2 separate regions of the Mus musculus genome follow, and region 1 is linked to region 2. A link is a loop called in an ENCODE intact Hi-C map of the cell type or tissue named here. Cell type or tissue: heart. All regions are shown on one strand. Each heading gives the region's core, and the rest is flanking DNA. Links, peaks and the distances in the headings are about the cores only. Region 1 has its middle 55 kb from the start of Gm38521. Region 2 overlaps Them7 (thioesterase superfamily member 7).

Region 1 (9,613 bases), core at 605-8,604, 160 kb after region 2:
ATCTCTTCCTACAGTGCTATACTTCCATTGCCCGAGGATTATTGGAAAGGACTCGGGGAAGGTGAGGGGACTGTGACAAAGGCCCCATCATTCCTCCCTCCATTCCCCTAATTACAGTTCATAATTGTGTTCCCTTCAGACTGGCTAGCACCCAGAGGAAACCATTATTTCCCATGCTGACTTTACTGCAATCAGGTTTGCACCATAATTTCTCTCCTAGGGAAAACTACATCAACAGTGCTTGTTTGAGCCCCTGTTAATACTCTGTACGTCAGAGGAGTCCCTTGCTCTTTAAGGCGCAAGTCTGTTAAAGTTTTTACGACTTGCAAATGAAATGGTTTTTCATCTTCTGCTATGAGACAGCTAAAGTGGAAGAGAGAGCCTTCCACACCAAATAAATTAAGCATCCAAGTAATATACAGTCCCAGGTACTGTTGCCAGACTAGCATAACTGAATAAAGTCAACAGACTAAATGTTCCCTTGGCAGTTAGCAAGGGTATGAGATATAGCACCTGGGGCTGTCCCCATGGGTCCCCTCATTAAATCACAGCCAAGAGCTCAGAATCCCAGGATCCCAAGAGACGCAGGAGCCGGTGTGTGGAGCACTCGTCCTGTTCTAGGTGACATAGTTGTCATGCCTCTTGTTGGAGGGAGTAGAAGCTCTCAGAACAATAAAAAGAGTGGAAGGGGGTGGGGAATGTGGGAATCTCCCTTCAACATGGGAAGATCCATTACTTACATGTCATCCGTAAAACTGGATTTTTACCATATCACAGGAACACTCATTGTTGTGGGGACATTTTGCCTATGGATCCAATATTTATCATTTTCAGGCCAGGAAAACGTGGTAGACATTTCTCTCTCCCTAGTTTCTAGGTGTTGGTCAGCACCTGAGTTTTCTAGAGAAGTCCTGGTCTACAAGGGTGGTTAAAAACAACACATGAACAGGTCTGTGTTCAGGTTCCATGTATTCGGTTCATTTTGTGGACAGCCTCAGGGGCAGGGACCCAGTCCTCAGTTTTCTGCTCTTTGAGCAAAAGGAGCTTTAAATTAGAATCTGGTTTTGAACTTATCCACTTCCCCCTGGGAGGGTTCAGGCAGCCCATGGAAACTTGGGATGAGGAAGCAACAGCTGCACTTATTTGGTCAGTAGGAATTCTGCTTGCGTCCTGTCTTTTGCATGTGGTCTGTGTGTATGACACATGAATGTGTTTGTATGGGAGTGTGCATGGGGTGGAGGCCACAGGTTAACATGTGGTGTCTTCCTCAGTTGCTTTTCAGCTTATTTTCTAGGGCAGATCTCTCACTGAAGCCAGAGCTTAATTCAGCTAGGACAGCTGGCCAGTGAGGTCCAGGAATCCACCAGTCTCTGCCTCTCCAGCAATGGGGTTATAGGTACATCTCACCTAGTTTTCTACATGAGTCTCTGGGCATCTGAACTCAGGTCCTCATGCTTGCGTGACAAGCACTTTACCAACCAAGTCACTTCCTAAGCCTTGGAAATCCACTTTTAGATCATATTCATTGTGTAGTAGACAGACAGGATCCCCTGTCCTCTCTATAAAAGCCTATCAGAATCAAGGGCTAGGAGAGGACTATGAACAGCAGAACCTTGTGGATCCTTCTTAAGATGGTTGATGCAGCATCTCCAAAGAGGAATACATGGAAAGAAAAGCAGCTATGACAGTTATGTTGTGTACTGACCCCTGGATAATCGTAAGGCACGATGGTCCCTTTATGGTGAAAGAAAACGGTGAAGTGGTAGCTTAGACTGTAGAACCCATAGAGCATCAGAATGTAAGGTGAAACCTTTCCTTGGGACCCAGTACAGAGACAGTCCTGGGCACACTAATGTCTTCATGTTCTTCTAGAGAGAAACAAAGAAGAGAAACTTCCCAGGGCCTGGGTTATGAATGTGGCCTTGAAAATGTCAACAGACTTATTGTCTTGTTGAGTCTGCAGCCACACAGCAGCACAGCAGGTGTGAGTGTCCCCCCCACTTCAGAGGCAGCTCTCTTTGAAGCTGGAGAATCAAGGACACTGGTACCTTCAAGGAAACAGGGATATAATTATCAAACGCCCTCTTTGCCGGTGACCTTCCATTCTTCAGGCTTCTCAGACTCCCTCTGCTGGCACCGGCCCAGGTCCTCACAGACAGAGCTCAGTGTCCCAGACGCTCAGATGGAGAAGTGACCCCTCAAACACCCTTTGAAATTCTTCCTAATCTCTTCTTACTATACTGCTTTCCTGACATAAATCTACCAGCCCCAGGCTCCTCCAGCCCCTTCCACTGGCCTGTGCAGACCATTGGAGTCTGAGCAGCTCCAGCGTGGAATGTACACTTCCCTTTTCCTCACCTGACCCACCTGTCTGGGATCTCGGACCCCAGTGTGTCTGCAAGGTTCAAACATCATCTCCTAGCTTCTTGCTAAGCCTCAATCCTCACCTCTATCCTCAAAGCATGATTTCTCAAGGCCACAGCAAGTTCAGAGTAGAGGCTGGACTTGAGTATTTGAGATGTTGAAAGCAGGAGCCTAATAGAGTGGGTGAAGGAAAACAAAAGGAAAATAGTCATTTGAAAGAATGCTGAAGAATACATCTACCCAGAATTCCTCTGGGCAATCTCTCAACTGCAGCCCATCTAGTATTTGGGTTCCTTGTGTTTGAGGCTGTTTACTAACCTTCTGTGAGTCAAGTGTCCAGACTCAGGGTTATACAACATTTCTACCCTTCTTCACACACCACCACCACCACCACCACCACCACCACCATCCCCATCTAGTAGCCTTGGTCCTAAGAGAGCCACTGAATTGTAGAAATTCTTTCAGAATACCTGGAATGTATTCTACATCACTACAAAACAATAATTGTTGCTGTTATATATTATTTAGTAAAATTCTATTTTCTGGACTTCACAAAAACTACCTAAACTTATAGATTTTTTTTTCTGGAAAAGAAAACCAGAATCATCATTCCCCATAAAGTCTGAAACAGATCAGGAATAAACAGATTAGGAATACCAATGTCTTGACAATTCTAGAGCACTGATTGTCAACTGGGGGAGATTCCACTTCTTAGTAGAAGCTGAACAATATCCAGACCTAACTTCAGTTGTCCCAACTCTGGAGTTCAAGGGTTACCAGTATCTGGTGTGGGAGGAGCCAGGGATGTGATACTCGACTGTGATGCACAGGGTAACCCATGACAGAGTCATCCAGCCAAAAGTCAAGGTCACTGGAGGTGAGAAGCTCTGTTTACAGGATGCAACAATAACCCCACCAACATAAATAACAGATAGAGCTAAGGAGATCACTACCTTTCATGTCATTAACTCTGAGTGATACGGGCCACCTAGAGAAAGAAGAGCATTAGATAGATGTGAGTACCCGCTCAGGGATGGAGAGCTTGCCTAACTGCACAAGTTTTGATTCTGTCCCCAGCCCTACAAAGAAGAATACCATAGTTAGATAAAATGTCTTCAATTCTGAACCAAGAAGGAGTCTTTACATTTTCCAATAGGTTAATTGAGTTTCACAAGAGAACACTTAGCAAGCATTAGTTCTTAAAGTCTGTTATAGCATATAAAGGTTATAACGCCCTTTGAGACCAGGGAGTCAAGTTTAAAATGTTTTGATGTGGTTTTTTAATTTATCGAATTATTCACATGTGTCTATGGGGCGGGGGGGCAGGCACAGTATGCCACAATACATATGTGGAGGTCAACTCTAGGCAACTTGTTCTCTCCTGCCACCTTGTGGGATCCAGGGATCCAAGTCACAGCATTAAGCTTGTGAACAAGGGCTTCCACTCACTGAGCAGTCTCCTTGCTAGCCCTGTACCCTAACACTGCCGCAAAAATCCTTTTTAAGAGAGAGTTTACACCGTAGCCCAGGCTAGACTTCAACTGCAACAACCCTCTTTTGGGTGTTAGGATTAAAAGTGTAGACTATTCTACCCAGTTAACTTTAACAATTTAATGACCTACAACCCTGCAATACAAAACATTGAAACAAAAAAACCTTAAGTAAATGCCAATTAAACACTTTGATTTTTAGTCTAGTAAAAAATGGCTAGTGTCATTTGTATATCTTGCAAATGCTGGTAAGGGTGTGAGGAGAGAGAAACCCTTGTTCACTGCTAAGGGGAGCATAAAGCAATACAGCCACTATGGAAATCCAAATAACTAGAAATAGAACTACCATACCTCAGCTGCACCACTTGTGGGTATCTACCCAGGAACTCTACATTAACATGCTACAGAGGGACTCGCATAGCCACTTTTATTGCTGCATTATTTGCAATAGGCAGGAACAGAACCAGCAACTAGAGGCCCATCAATAGACGAATGGATAAAATGTGGCACAGACACACACTGGAACTTGATTCATCTGTAAAACAAAGAGACAAACTAATTAATTAATGAGAAAAAGAGAAATCACAACTTTTGGGGAAATGATAGAAATGAAGATTATTATGTTAAGTAAAATAAGCCACTATCAAAACAATAAATGCTACTTGTTTTCTCACATGAGGAATCTAGAGGGGTGTGTGTGTGTGTGTGTGTGTGTGTGTGTGTATGTGTGTGTGTGTGTATGTTACATGAAAGGAAACCATGAGAGGAAAGAAAGAAAGCTAACAGGAGAGAGCAGAGGTGGGGAAGGTAATAGAACATATGATGTGAAAGCAGAATGGGAGTGTGGCTTGTAGAAAGCTAACAGGAGGGGGCTGGAGGGGCTGGAGAGATCGCTCAGTGGTTAAGAGCACTTGGTTGCTCTTTCAGAAGGCCGAGGCTTGAAGACTAGCACCCACAGGGCAGTTTACAGCCATCACAGTTCCAGGAAATCCAACACTTTCTTCTGACTTCTCCTGATACCAGGCACACATGTGCTGCACAGATGTGCACACAAACAAAACACTCATACACATAAAATTAAAAAAAATAGATTAGAGGGAATGAAGAAGAAGAATGGGAAGGGGGACAGAGAAGAACAAAATGTAATGACATTCATGGATGAAAATAGCATAGGAAAATCCATCATTTTGTGTGCTCAGTCAAAAGTTTAAAACCCATATAACCCCAAAATATATACAGCTTCCCAAACTATAAGCAGGAGTCAAGAGCTACAGTCAAAGGTAGTTTAAATCTCCCAAAACTATCTGTGGGAAATGAAGGTACATACATATACATAAATATAAATATATGTGTATACATATATACACATACAGACATAAACAAACACCCCTTTTAGATGCCAATTTCTCCAGAGTCCTTAATAAGAATAGTATTCTAGCATATTACTGGACATCACTAAGTAAAATAACATTAGATCACTGTGATCCAGCAGATACAGTCATCCTCAAGGGAGGGCATATGCTTTGTCTTTCTGTCCCAAGAAACAATACATATCATAAGCCCAATAAATGTTCAACAATAAATGAAATAAGAAATACACAGAGAGGGCTGGAGAGATGGCTCAGCAGTTAAGAGCAACTGTGTAGGTGTTGAACAAAGAGTTGAAGAATTCGGTGAGCATGAGAAGAGCAGGCGGGCAATGGGCTGGAGCTCTGACGTCCTGAAAACCCTAGGGAGGACTCCTCTCAAAGGAGAGGGATGATGCAGAGAGTTTATTAGGATGCAGGGCTGGATTCTCTGTCCGCTGATGGAAAGAGATGGAAGGGACAGCCACAGACCAAGGGAAGACAATGAGGAAATGTAAATTAGGTACAAGATAAATACAAAGGGGTTGGGAGTCACAAATGTGGGCTGGAAGTGTAACGTAGTGGGAGAGAGGTGGGAAGGGAAGAGGAGGTGTACTGGCTAGTTTTGTGTCAACTTGACACAGGCTGGAGTTATCACAGAGAAAGGAACTTCAGTTGGGGAAGTGCCTCCATGAAATCCAGCTGCAAGGCATTTTCTCAATTAGTAATCAAGGGGAGAGGTCCCCTGGTGGGTGGTACCATCTCTGGGCTGGTAGTCTTGGTTCTATAAGAGAGCAGGCTGAGCAAGCCAGGGGAAGCAAGCCAGTAAGTAACATCCCTCCATGGCCTCTGCATCAGCTCCTGCTTCCTGACCTGCTTGAGTTCCAGTCCTGACATCCGTTGGTGATCAACAGCAATGTGGAAAGTGTAAACTGAATAAACCCTTTCCTCCCCAACTTGCTTCTTAGTCATGATGTTTTTGTCCAGGAATAGAAACTCTAAGACAGGAGGGAAAAAGCAGTTAGTGTGTATGAGGCCTTGGGTTAACTCCTACCGCCCAAAGCGAATACACACAAAGATCATATTGGCTCACATGTGGTTTGAAGGTGTGATCAGAAGAATTTTCCAGCAAAGTGAACAGGGTGTGAGGAAAGAAAAGAAACTAAATAAACAAACAAACAAACCAGAAGACATGAGGAATAACAGGGTTTTCACTTCCAGTCAATGCAACAGAGATAGATGGTGAATCAAGGCAGAAGGCTCCATGTGCCTGTTAGAATCCAGGATTGGGACCATATGAGTATAGGTATTAATCAAATCAAAGCTTCAATGCCAACTATTGGCTTCAGAACTTGATAACTGGAGGCCTGTCCCTACTTTAGAAGCAGGAGGGTGAAGCCATTTTCGTCTATCCTACAAGTTAGCCAGAGGATGACTATGACCACAATCTCATTTTCATGTGAAGTTTTGCTTCTGACTCCCCCAAGCATTTTCTTCTTTCCAGTTCTGACTGCTCCCTTCTCACACTACAGATAAAATGTAGGTACACACCTCTGATCACAGAACTTGATAGGTGAGCAGAGTTCAAAGACAGCCTAGGGCACATGGTGAGACTTTCTTTATAAACTAAGGGCTCGGTGTGTCGCTTAGTTGGAACACTTGTCTAATATATATGAAACCCTGAGCCCAGTAAAAATCTAAATTCAAATTGGAATTTGCTGAAGAAGTTTCTGGCATAATGACAAGGTCGCTGCTCCCAGTGGGATGAATGTACCATTCACAGCTGGTTCCACAGAAGCCATGGCTCTGTTTACTGACACCTTTTGAGAACTACTGTGAACTCAGACACTCCCTCTATCCTGGTCTGCTGGGCTGCCGATGCCCCTGGACCTCTTGACCAGTTCAGAGTTTGTCTGTACTGACAAAGGTGGAAGATGGGGAGTCAAACTAATCACTCTTTAGCCTTGTGACGTGTTAGGAGATTCATGAGGGTCCTTATCATTTGTGTTTTCTTATCTTGGTTATAAGTCAGGGTCACTGTGGGTTTTTAGACAGCATATGAAAGGGAAAGGCAATTGATCATTATAGGAATAAAAGAGAGGGCTATTCCTCAAAGCAGATGTCTTTTCTCATTAATGCTGGAAGTTTTATGTGCCCAGATCACTAGTTGCTGCTTGGGATGTGGATATGGGATCTGGGTTCAGAGATGTTTACCAATCTCCTACACTGCAAAGGCCAAGTGCCCTTGCTGTGTTAGTGCGTGGAATCCTTGTGACCCCTCTGAGAGGTGATATTATTCTTTGACGGCAGGAGAAAAAGAGCACAGAGAGTTAGAGCCACAAGCTCTGAGCCTGTGAGTGAGGAAGGCAGCCTTCAAACTTCTTAACCCCATGCCATGAGCAGAGAATGAAATATTTAGATGCAAAACAGGTTCTAAGCCCCCTCTTGGCTAAAGATACCCCATCTTCAATTAACAATAGACTATCTCATGTAGGAGAGTTTTGCCTTTCAACATGGAGATCATACCCTCTATTGCCAGGAAAAGATAGATGAGTGAGCACTTCATCAAGTTTTCAGAGATGGGTTGTGGGCACAGGATCGTCCCTTTTTCCATGTGCCCATGAGAATGTCCACACCCACACCCATGAGAATCAGTGGGGTGACGAGATCACCATTCACCATTCACCAGCTGCTTCCTGCTCCATGCTGAATGCCCTCTGCGGAGTTCCTCTTAATCTCTGCACCAATACTGTGGGGCAGCTTCTGTTATTGCCCCTGTTTTACATCTGAGGAAAATGGACCCCACGTGTTAAATATCTTTTTTTTTAATATTTTTTATTATATATTTTCCTCAATTACATTTCCAATGCTATCCCAAAAGTCCCCCATACCCTCTCCCCCACTTCCCTACCCACCCATTCCCATTTTTTTGGCCCTGGCGTTCCCCTGTACTGGGGCATATACATCTTTTGATACATATGCAGCTAGAGGAGTTACAGAGACAAAGTTTGGAGCTGAGACGAAAGGATGGATCATCTAGAGACTGCCATATCCAGGGATCCACCCCATAATCAGCTTCCAAACGCTGACACCATTGCATACACTAGCAAGATTTTATCGAAAGGACCCAGATGTAGCTGTCTCTTGTGAGACTATGCCGGGGCCTAGCAAACACAGAAGTGGATGCTCACAGTCAGCTATTGGATGGATCACAGGGCTCCCAATGGAGGAGCTAGAGAAAGTACCCAAGGAGCTAAAGGGATCTGTAACCCTATAGGTGGAACAACATTATGAACTAACCAGTACCCCGGAGCTCTTGACTCTAGCTGCATATGTCTAACACTCAAGCTCCTCCAGGTTCCAAGAGGCAGATCTACTATTCCAGCCTTAGAAGGACAGTGGTGTGTTGCTTTCTCTGCAGCTCCACCCCCACTGTTTGGAAATCTGGTTCCCATTGCAATGGCTCAAACTGCACTCATACTTGTGGAGGCTGGCATAAGATGCTGCCTTGTACTATACATCTTGTTGTGAAAAAGACCCCTCCTCTCTTCACCTCTTTCTTTCTTCCCTTCTTCCTTCCTTTCTTTCTTTCTTTCTTTCTTTCTTTCTTTCCTTCCTTCCTTCTTTCTTTCTTTCTTCCCTTCTTCCTTCCTTTCTTTCCTTCCTTCTTTTCTTTCTTTCCTTCTTTCTTTCTCTCTTTCTTTCCTTCCTTCTTTCCTCCCTTCCTTCTTTCTTTCTTCCCTTCTTCCTTCCCTTCTTCCTTCCTTTCCTTCTTTCCTTCCTTCTTTCCTCCCTTCCTTCCTTCTTTCTTTCTTTCCTTCTTCCTTCCCTTCTTCCTTCCTTTCCTTCTTCCTTTCTTTCTTTCTTTTTTTCTTTCTTTCTTTCCTTCCTTCCTTCCTTTCCTTCTTTTTCTCTTTCTTTCTTTCTTTCCTTCTTTCTTTCCTTCTTTCTTTCTTTCTTTCTTTCTTTCTTTCTTTCTTTCTTTCTTTCTTCCTTCCTTCCTTCCTTCCTTCCTTCCTTTCTTTCTTTCTTTCTTTCTTTCTTTCCTTCCTTCCTTCCCTTCCCATTCCCTCTTTTCTCTCCCTCTCTGTCTTGCATATATGAACATGACCTTGAACTCACTCTGTATCTGAAGTTGATCTTTCTGCCTCCACATTCCAAGTGCTGGCACGCTGCACCACACCTAGTCTATGCGATGCCCAGAGGACCCGTGGCTTTGTGCATCTTAGTCAAGCATGCTGTATAACTGAGTCACATCCCTAGCCCCATACAGACATATTTTTTTTAGGACCAGCAATTTCATTTCTAGTTTTTCCTTAGAAATGGCCAGGTACATGTATGAAAATGTAAGTTTCATCCCTTTTTTATTTAAATCATTATTTTTGTTTATATGTATGTATGTATGTATGTATG
Region 2 (9,613 bases), core at 606-8,605:
AAAGCAAACAAGGCCAGAAACCCCTGCTCCATACTCGACTACACCACTTTTGACTGTACACTATTAAATGTCCTCCCTTCCTCACAAGAGTGGACCTCAGGCAACTTCTCTCACCTCCAGCTCACCACCGTTTATTGCTCTTTAGTTTAGAGTCAATGGGTCTCAGCTGAGCTTAGGGGTCACCACCTCCCTCCCCTGCAGGCCACTCTGCTCTTTGAATGTCTCAGTTCTCAGCATTAAGAGCCAGGGGTCATCTCAGCTGACCATGCAGATGTAGGGGACAGGAACCTAAAATCTACCTTCCTTTCTTGAAAGAAAGGAAGAATGCAGACATTTCTCCCCCTCCGTGTACAGGAAGACTCCCCCTCTTGGCTTCCGGGATACCCTTCATCAGACGTGCAAGAGCAGCAAGGAGGCAGAAGGAGACTCTGGAGCAGTGGGAAGCAGAGAAGGGAAGAGGGAAGTGTCTCTGGCTTTGAGATGTGTTTACAACTGGGGCTCGGGTAGCTGATCCAATTGTCACAGGGAAAAATCCCACCAGACATCCTGCACTCATACAAAGCTGGGACCTTTATCAGAATAGACTGTGTTCATGTACACAGCTCAAACTTGGATGGGTCCCAGCACGCTGCACCTGGTTAAAACTCTTGAACAATCCCAAGCCACGTGTTTAGTTTTATTTTTGGCACAATTCTCCGGAGGAGGAAGGAAAAGTAGAGAAAAGAGGACCATTCATTTAGTCAGTCAGTCCGTCTGTTGGTCTCTCCTATCCAGGGAACATTTCCTCACCCAGGCAAAGTACTAACTAGTCCCTGAAGCAAGGTTGGAAGGCAGTGGTTCTCAACCTGTGGGTCATGACCCCTTCGGGGATCAAATGACCCTTTCACAGAGGTCACCTAAGACCATCAGAAAACAGATATTTACATTATGATTCATAACAGTAGCATAGCTGCAGTTAGGAAGTAACAATGAAAATAGTTTTATGGTTGAGGGTCACCATCACATGAGGAACTCTATTGGGAAGGTTGGTCTTTATCCACACATTTTTATTCAGGTCCATAGAGAGTCAATTTGTAAACTGCTTGCTGCCCAAGGAGGCCCTCAGTTGAGATCCACAACACTCATGGAAGCTGACTGGGATATCACACACTGGGACCCCAGTTCTGAGGGGCCAACACAGGTGGGTCCCTAGAGCCTTTGGACAAGCTGCTCTAAGCAAATAGGTGAGTTTCACAGGTTTAGTGGCGGACCCTGTCTTGAAAAGGTAAGATAGAGAGCCAATTATAGAAATTACTTCAGGTTGACCTCTGACCTCCATACACACACACACACACACACACACACACACTTAAATTTGTGTAATGCTTTAGTGGTTTTGTAACTGTTAAAATGGGAAAATAAAAGGATGCAAATAATGAAGAGAGACCCATCTATATACTCATTAGGATCCTCACAAAAGCGTTGTGAGTTGGTAAAAGTCCATATAGTCACCGTTAGAACAACAAACAGAAACCGAGAAGATCACATGCTTGGTGACGGGCGAGGTGAGAGCCAGGCAGTGATTACATTAGAAACTGTCTACCTCCTGGTCCCTAAGTCTTTTTGTTTCACCCGAGGAATATTCGATTTCCCAACAAGCTGCCTCGGTAATAACTGGACAGCAAGAGTTTTCAAGGAGCCTTCCAGTTTCAAACATCTAAGTCTCTTGTTTTCCAGTCTGCTGGTCAGACCCTTCCTAATTGTCTTTGAAACATAATAACTTCTGCTAGCTTCATCCAGATTTCCTGGGATGTCTTTGCAATGCCAAAGCCAGCGGCGGCAGTCATATGTGCGCGTTTGGGTTAGAAGTATTTGGCAACACCAACGCTTCATAGCACCATCCTATGATACAGAAAATTATGTTACTACCCACATCACGTGAGCTGAAAACTGCCCTGATGTTGTTTTTATTAATCTTTTTCCTGTTTCAAATCCTCCATCAGGCCTTTCTGCCAGGCTTCTGAAGGGTCCCAGACTCATACTTCCAGCCCAGAAATGTGTTCCTTCTTGGGTCACTGGAAATTCTTCAGAACGTCTGGCATGAAAACATATTGCCTTTAATTAAAAGGTTATGATTTGTGTGAATTCTCATTTAAGCCACTGAAAGAAATCTGTTCTTTAAAACCAAAACTGTTAACACATTAAGACATGATGCTGAAAAACGGTTCGTGTTTTTAAGACTACTTAAGCAAATGAAAATAAGCTGCCTGGTATTGAAAAAAAAATCTGCTCATATTTAGTAAAAAAAATCCTTCACTTCCAAGTAGAGGGGCAAATTTAGTACATGTGTGCCCAATTAGCCATGAAGACTCAAGTAGCCATGAGCCGTCCCAACCATCTGCCTGTTGATGTTAAAGCCTATTAACACGAATGTCATTTAAACAGTTAAAAAGTAATAAAGTACATAACTCAGATCTGGTAGAGCTTGAAATATGATACCGTTGTGTACTAATGCCAAATCAGCTTTGAATTATGGTTCCAGTAAGGTTAGAGACAACTCAAGCATGTTAATTAGTGATCCACACACTCAAAACTCACTTTTTTATATATGGTATTCAGTCACACCTCTTTGCTCATGAGCAGGAAAACAGTCTCTGACATTCAGGGGTGAAAGCCATGTAGAGCCTCCCGAATTCTAGACCCTAGAAGTACCCAATATTTCCTTCCTCATCCAAGTTAGTTCATCTTTTAAAATTATAGTTCAAAGTAATTTCTCCAGGAAGAGTATTTAAAAGGACCACTGGGGCAGAAAAGTCCGGTGGTTACGGAGAAAGAGATCATCAACAGAATCACTTCTATCTACACCATGGTTGTTCCAACTCCGAGGACATGTCCACGTGGTCCCAGCGAAGACAGACCACACCGCGCTAGGAGTGGGGTCGCATTCATTCCTACTGTAAGGATAAGTACCGACTTATGTTCCTAGCTTGCATTTCAGAGGCGGCTGCCACGTCCTCTGAACACAGCTGAACCCATCAAGAAGGTTCTGAGACTGGCAGACCTTGCTTTGAGCTTCACAACTGCAGGTGTTTAGGATACTAAGAAGCATTCGTAAACTAAACCTGATCGTTGTGGGAGGCACACTGAGCTCCGTTGTCTCATCAAGTATGCCATCTTTTAAAACAGCTGTAAACCTGCTGCTCTTTCCTTCACAGCACAAAGCCAGGTCTCTGCCACCCATGGAGTCCAAATCCTGCTTGTTCCTGTTCTGAGAAACCCTTGCTGTTACCCACACTGGAAAAGGAGAAACGTTATTGCTCTGCTTTCCAGCTACCATCTAACCGCTGGAAAAGAGAAACATCCTAACCAAGTTCAGACTCATCTCCTTCCCCTCTTCAGAACTGTATCAGAGCCCAGCTGGACCACGGCTGTATCCTCCTAACTGGTCCCTCGGTTTGACTCTCTCATCTTCCACACTGCTGAAGTGTAACTGTCCCAAAGCCCAGTTCTGATCCAATGACTGTCCATCAAAAAGCTCGGATCTCTGATTCTCTACCTGTCAACAGAGCCAACGTCGTGTTTTTAGCATGGGATTTAAGATCCTTTCCTGTCACTGCCCACTCCACCCCTACGGATCTGTAAAGCCTGTTCCTACTGTGCAGATCCCTCCAGCTTCTCCATGGGGCACCATCCCCCTATCCTCTGCATGGAGCACCATCCCCCCTCCATCCTCTGCATGGAGCACCACTCCTTCACCCCATCCTCTGCATGGAGCACAACCCCCTCCCTCCATCCTCTGCATGGAGCACAACCCCCTCCCTCCATCCTCTGCTTGGAGCACTGCCCCCTCCCTCCATCCTCTGCATGGAGCACAACCCCCTCCCTCTATCCTCTGCATGGAGCACCACCCCCTCCATCCTCTGCATGGAGCACCTCCCCATCCCTCCATCCTCTGCATGGAGCACCTCCCCCTCCCTCCATCTTCTGCATGGAGCACCACCCCCTCCCTCCATCCTCTGCATGGAGCACCTCCCCATCCCTCCATCTCTGCATGGAGCACCTCCCCCTCCCTCCATCCTCTGCATGGAGCACCTCCCCCTCCCTCCATCCTCTGCATGGAGCACCTCCCCCTCCCTCCATCCTCTGCATGGAGCACTGCCCCCTTCCCTCCATTCTATCATCTCATCAGCCTTCTAGGCTAAAATTCTACCAGTATTTAAAGGCCTACAAGAGATAAATTCTATGCTTTCAATGAAAAATGCAAAGAGCACTTCCTGGGTCACAAGCAATCAATAATGTCTGCTACCTCTGTTACTGCTGCTGTGTGACGTGACCTTTAATCATCAGGACAATATGGAATTTTAACTGTGGCTCCCATGACAACAGTGGAACATTTGTTTCATAGTTATTCACCTATTTATAGAAGCCTCACATCTCCTTATCAACTATGAACTCCTTTAAAAAAAAATCTCATTCCACAGTCTCTGTGTCAGAATGCAAGTCCTACCTCACACTGTACAAGTTATAGGAAAAGATTAATTATTGCATCCAGCCACAAGGGGGCAGAGTTGGGCCACTGTTAGTGCAATCACCCTACAATTAGCAAAGGCTTCAGAATTGAAGCTTTTCTCCCTAGAAATTGTTTGTTTATTTAAAGTAACAATGGATATTCGTTACATGTGATTTGGACTGTATGCACACTGACTGGGAAGATGACTCTAAAACCATAAAAAGTTTAAATTAACAACCAAGTACAGTATATATGATCCAAGTTTGGTAAAGTGTTAAATTTTCCTCCCACAGGGGGAAAAAAATCTAAAAAATATCCACCAGGTTGTAGCAGTCCTCATGACCTGGAGTGAAGGTGGACTGCTTCTTTCTTCCATGTTTCCTCTTTCTAAATTTTATACAGCCAATCCATATTCATTATGTGACCAAAGGATGCAAGGGTCTTAGCTTCCTGTCCCATTGCTATGATGAAATATCCCGGCAAAAGCAACTAAATGGGGAGAGGCTGACTTGAATCACTGTTCCAGATTACAGCACGTCATTTGGGAGATGTCAAGGTGAGGCAGTAGTCACAGAACAGTGACTTCACGTACACGTGGGCTGTCACTCAGCTTGCTCTCTCTATACCGTCTAGGATCTCCCTGCCCACGGAAGGGCGCCACTCACAGTGGGTGGGTCTTCTTACCTCGATTACCATAGCTAAGATTCCACAGACATGCTCACGGGCAATCCTGGACAATCCCTCACAGAGACTACTTTCCCTGGTCATTCTAAATTGTGTCAAGTTGGTGATTTACATTAACCATTGCAGGAATTTACTTTGGAAAATCTCTAAGCAGTGTTTAATTTCTCTTGCCATCTCATCTCCAATCCCGAGTCTGATATACTTAAGAGTAAATACAACATCTGGGGTAGTTTCTGATAGAATAAAGCAAGAGATTCCCACACTCTCTTGGTACATAGTATCTTTACTGTGTCAGTAATTTGCATGGTAGCCCTGGAATGGAACATATACTAAGAGTTCAATTTGTTCAGTCAATGAATTAAGTATCTATGCCCTAAAATTCAGTAGCTGCTTGAAAAATTAGCACATATGAAAGTTTCAATGTACTATTTTTATTCCATTCTTCACTAATCACAATTACTTATTAGGCATTGAGAAATCAACAAGAATGCCACTACTCTTTATTTTAACAGCTCAATGAATTTTAATATACTTAATATCCACATAACCACTGTGCCAATCAAAAATACAGGAAACTCCCCCGTGTCTCCTCCATTGCTGTTTCTTATTCCACTGAATTTTACAAGGAACTCTATGTCTATCAGACAACCAAAGGAAACCAAGCATCCTAAAGATATGACATCATGGAGAGGCATGCTGCGCAAGTTCACTTTGAAACTATGAACTACTCGGGCCAGTAGTTCATGGACATCCCACACAGAGGTGCTGAGTACAGCTGTTTTCCTCCAACATTGTAAAGACCTCTCAGCCACCCTGAGTGTACACTGTGCTGCCTGCAGTACCTCAATACAACGTGGGGACCCACAGGTACAGAAGACAAAGCTAGTCTCCCTGAATAAAATGTATCAACTGCCTACTGCTAAAGCAGCCTGAACATATGGAATATCTACAAACTACAAACTGGTTTTCTCTGACTCAAAACCTTTCCTTGGGGAGAAAAGGACACCATGGAAAGGCGAGCTGAGGGAAGCGACATTTGAGGGTTGTTACATTACACCCCTCTGTCCCACCTTCCCCCTTTAGCTTTTTCCTAATCTACCCTTCTATCCATTCAAAGTTATGACCCAACAGTAGCCCCCAGTCAGTATGTGTCTGGGAAGCAAGTATATTCCTCCTCTGTGCAATCCAGGCCTGGCTTTCCAACCAGTTCAGCTGACTTTTCAACCTCTGGACAGAAATACCTGAGGCTTTGCCAAGACCTGGACTGCACAGGGCCCCAGCATAGAACTACTGCCCCTAAGATAGCCCTTCTCCCTACAGAATTCATCGGGAGCCCCGCCAGGAGTCACTGCCTAGCTCCTCCCACATAGTCCCACTCAAGTACACAACTACAGCTACCCATGGCCACTTCAAAATGGAATTTAGAACTTATGGACTCAATTTGACATCTTGGTTTAGTGAAAGGATTTGTAATTTCTCTATCAACTCAGACCTAATTAACATAGATCCAGGAGGAATCCCCATTATGTATGGAAGGCCAATCCAGGCAATCCAGATGCCCAAGTATCTAAGGGTACGTGAATGAATAATAAATAATGAATGGTATATCTACAGAGTAGAGCATGACCCAGCCTTAAAAAGAAGGTTCTGATCTATAGCACAGCTGAACCTCGAAGGCATTATGTTAAATAAAATCAGCAAAGTGCAAAAGCATATGTGTTTGTGAGGTTCCTATACGATGTTCAGATTAGTCAAAGCTATGCAGAGTAATAGAAGGGCCATGACTGGCGGGGGGTGGGGGTGGGGCTGCAGAAGTTACAGGTTAATCAGTTCAGAGTTTTGGCTTTACAAAATGGAGTCTCTGAGATGGACAATCCTGGTGGTGACTGTTGCTCAACACTGTCAGTTTCCTTATTACCACTGAACACCTAAAAATGAGTCCAAATGGTACATTTTATATTAAGTTTATTGTGTTAGCTTTTTAAAAATCACAAGAATGTCTTTTTGTCATGGAGAGCCTTTGATTTTACTAGCACCATGTCCTTGAATGTCCCCAGGGGAGCTGGCCCAGTCCTGGAGATGAGTTCATCTGATGATCTAGTGTTAAATGACACACACGATGTGTCTAAATGTAAGGACCCTGTTTTTAAAAAACAGGATCCAAACAGGAATACTAGCCGAGCACCAAGAATAAGTAGAAAGAGGGCCTCTGCCTTCTCTGGGTCTTTAAAAGAGTAGTGTGCATCGGTTAGAAGGAAGATGCCCCGGTAATGTTCCAACTCCTCAGAGACACTTGTGAATTCCTCACCCATCTTCCTTTCAAAGTGTATACTGTACCCTCCATTGGCTATAAATCCATGGCGACTGGAGCCTAGAACAGCTACAGGAAGGAAATAGGCAGGTTCCAGCCTTGACACCTAAACCCAGCCTCCCGGGCCTGGGCTGCTGGTGGGAGGCATCCTGGCTATAGCGTGGGGCAGAACAGGCACCAAATGTACAGCAGAGCACCCGGCTTTCTCCTTTCCAGGAGGCCCAGTCTGGGTACATTTCCAAAATGTGTCTTACGGAAAGTACCCAGAGGAGGGATGGGGTTGCATGGTCACCCAGGGAAATGGCAGAGGATACATCCTCTTTCGGGGTTCAGAGAAATCCTGTGGCTGGAAAAAGCTGTTCAGCCTCAGTTTTCCCACCTGTGAACTGGATGCAATAACTGCACTTCCTCACAAAGTCATGCAAGAATAAGGCAGGTTGTCCAAGTTAATGCCTCAGTGGTCTGAGGAGAACTGAAAGGCAGCCCATCGCATGGGAGAGCAAAGGTTTCATGCTTTAACTACATACTGAGCAAATGCTAAAACACTTACAAACACATATAAAGTTTAAGGAGCCCCAAAATAATGAAGCTCATACGCAGTCTGACTATGAAAACGTTCTTCTTTTACCTAGCTGTTGAGCTCTTCCTGACCCTGTTCCCCATCTCCCTCATAAAGGAGCCCTTACCTTGTCTACAGTCTATGATTATTTTTGTCACTTGTCCCATTACCATGTGCCACAGTCTGTTCTAGACACTCCTTCTGATCCTCATGGCTCACCCTATAGACATCAGCACCACACTGATAGCCTCCCACAGAGACAGCTTGGAAGTGACGTGATAGGGCTGTGAACCCAGGGCCTGTATTTATGAAATCTAATGTTAGCAGAACCCTGACACAGCCAGGCTGGAAACACGCTTCCTGCTTCAAAGAGCAGTCATTAAACATCCACCATATGCCAGTGCTGCCAGGTACTGGGCTGGACAGTCTAAGAAAGAACTTTTTCCCTCGCTGGCTACTGGCATTTCCCAGAACATCTGGTTCTTTCAGCACTGTTATCTCTACACGCTGACTTGACATAGGGCTTTGGCTAGGGGCCCTGTAAGGTCCTCAGCTGCCTTGAGTATCAAGCATTTCACTTCACATCAGTAACTTCCAGGGCTTCTCGACAGTCGTCCATCCAGAAGGAACTATGGGAAATTCCAAAGTTTCTTCCTCTATCTCCAGCTTGGGGTTCCTCAGAGGCACACAGGCGTACATGTCCTCTGCCAGCAGCCTTGTAGTCCAGCCCACGAGGAAAAGCCTCAACTTTAACAGCATGTCACTCCCCTAATTATTCCCTGCGCCTGGAATCCAACACAAACAGAACATCTTTCACAAGCAGCTCCCGCTATGCACCAACCTTCGAGCCTCCCGTGAGCAGCAGGATGCAGGAGGTGCTAAAGGGTCAGGGGGCTGATATGGCTGCCTGCCCCCAAGCCTGTGGGAGAGAGAGAGCCCAGCTACTCTCTACTCCAAAGGTCCCAGCCAACAGAAACTGCCCCAAGCCTCAGCTGCCTCCACGCTCCCAGGGTGAAAGCAGAATGTTGTATGCGAGACCCTAAAAAGGCCAAAAGAGAGCAGTCGAGCCTGAGCCAGGTTACACTGCGAACCCTTTACAGGGAGGGTTGAGAAAATTCCAGCCCCAGTAGACAGTGGGGATGCAGTGGGGGGTGATGTTCTCCAAAAGAACAGCAAATAAACTGACCCCTACTCTCCAGAAACCCCCTCCTCTCTCCCTCCCCTTCTCCCCCCCCCCCCCCCCCCCCGTCTCGCGCTCTCTCTCTCTCTCTGAGATAGGCAATAATCAAATGATCTTAATCATTCCAAATGATGCTTTAAACAGTGCTTCGTGCAGTCAGGGAAATGGGTCTGTGAGCTGAGATCTGAATAAGGAGGTAGCAAGGGAGTAAGAGCAAGGGAAAGGCAGAGGAGCAGAAGTACAAGCCCTGGAGGCCGGGGCTTAAACGCTCACTAAGGGATTGGGAAAGATTCTGTGAAGTCTCAAAATTCTAGTATATAGTAGGGTGAGAGTTATTTTCTTAAGATTGTAATGATCAAAGTATTAAGTGGACGTTTCCTCTTGGCTTCA

The links. Peaks named below come from ENCODE experiments on the same cell type or tissue, not always from the same donor. Only the 100,000 strongest peaks of a DNase experiment are listed, where the experiment ranks them.
Region 1: it touches region 2 in a loop (9-fold over the local background); 5 of 42 quality-filtered maps call a loop at or near these places.

What each region holds. Positions count from the first base shown.
Region 1 is chr2:105,066,884-105,076,496 of GRCm38, reverse strand. No RefSeq gene overlaps it. Among named protein-coding and RNA genes, the nearest start is that of Gm38521, 55 kb to the right of the region's middle. In heart, for the core only: a CTCF peak has its summit at 3,758 (motif pointing left); no DNase peak of the experiment used is centred there; H3K27me3 peaks cover 286 bases.
Region 2 is chr2:105,225,447-105,235,059 of GRCm38, reverse strand. All of the region lies in intron 1 of Them7 (thioesterase superfamily member 7), which reads right to left. Among named protein-coding and RNA genes, the nearest start is that of Them7, 5.9 kb to the right of the region's middle. In heart, for the core only: a CTCF peak has its summit at 4,539 (motif pointing right); a DNase peak (open chromatin) is centred at 6,469; H3K27ac peaks cover 41 bases; H3K27me3 peaks cover 1,024 bases.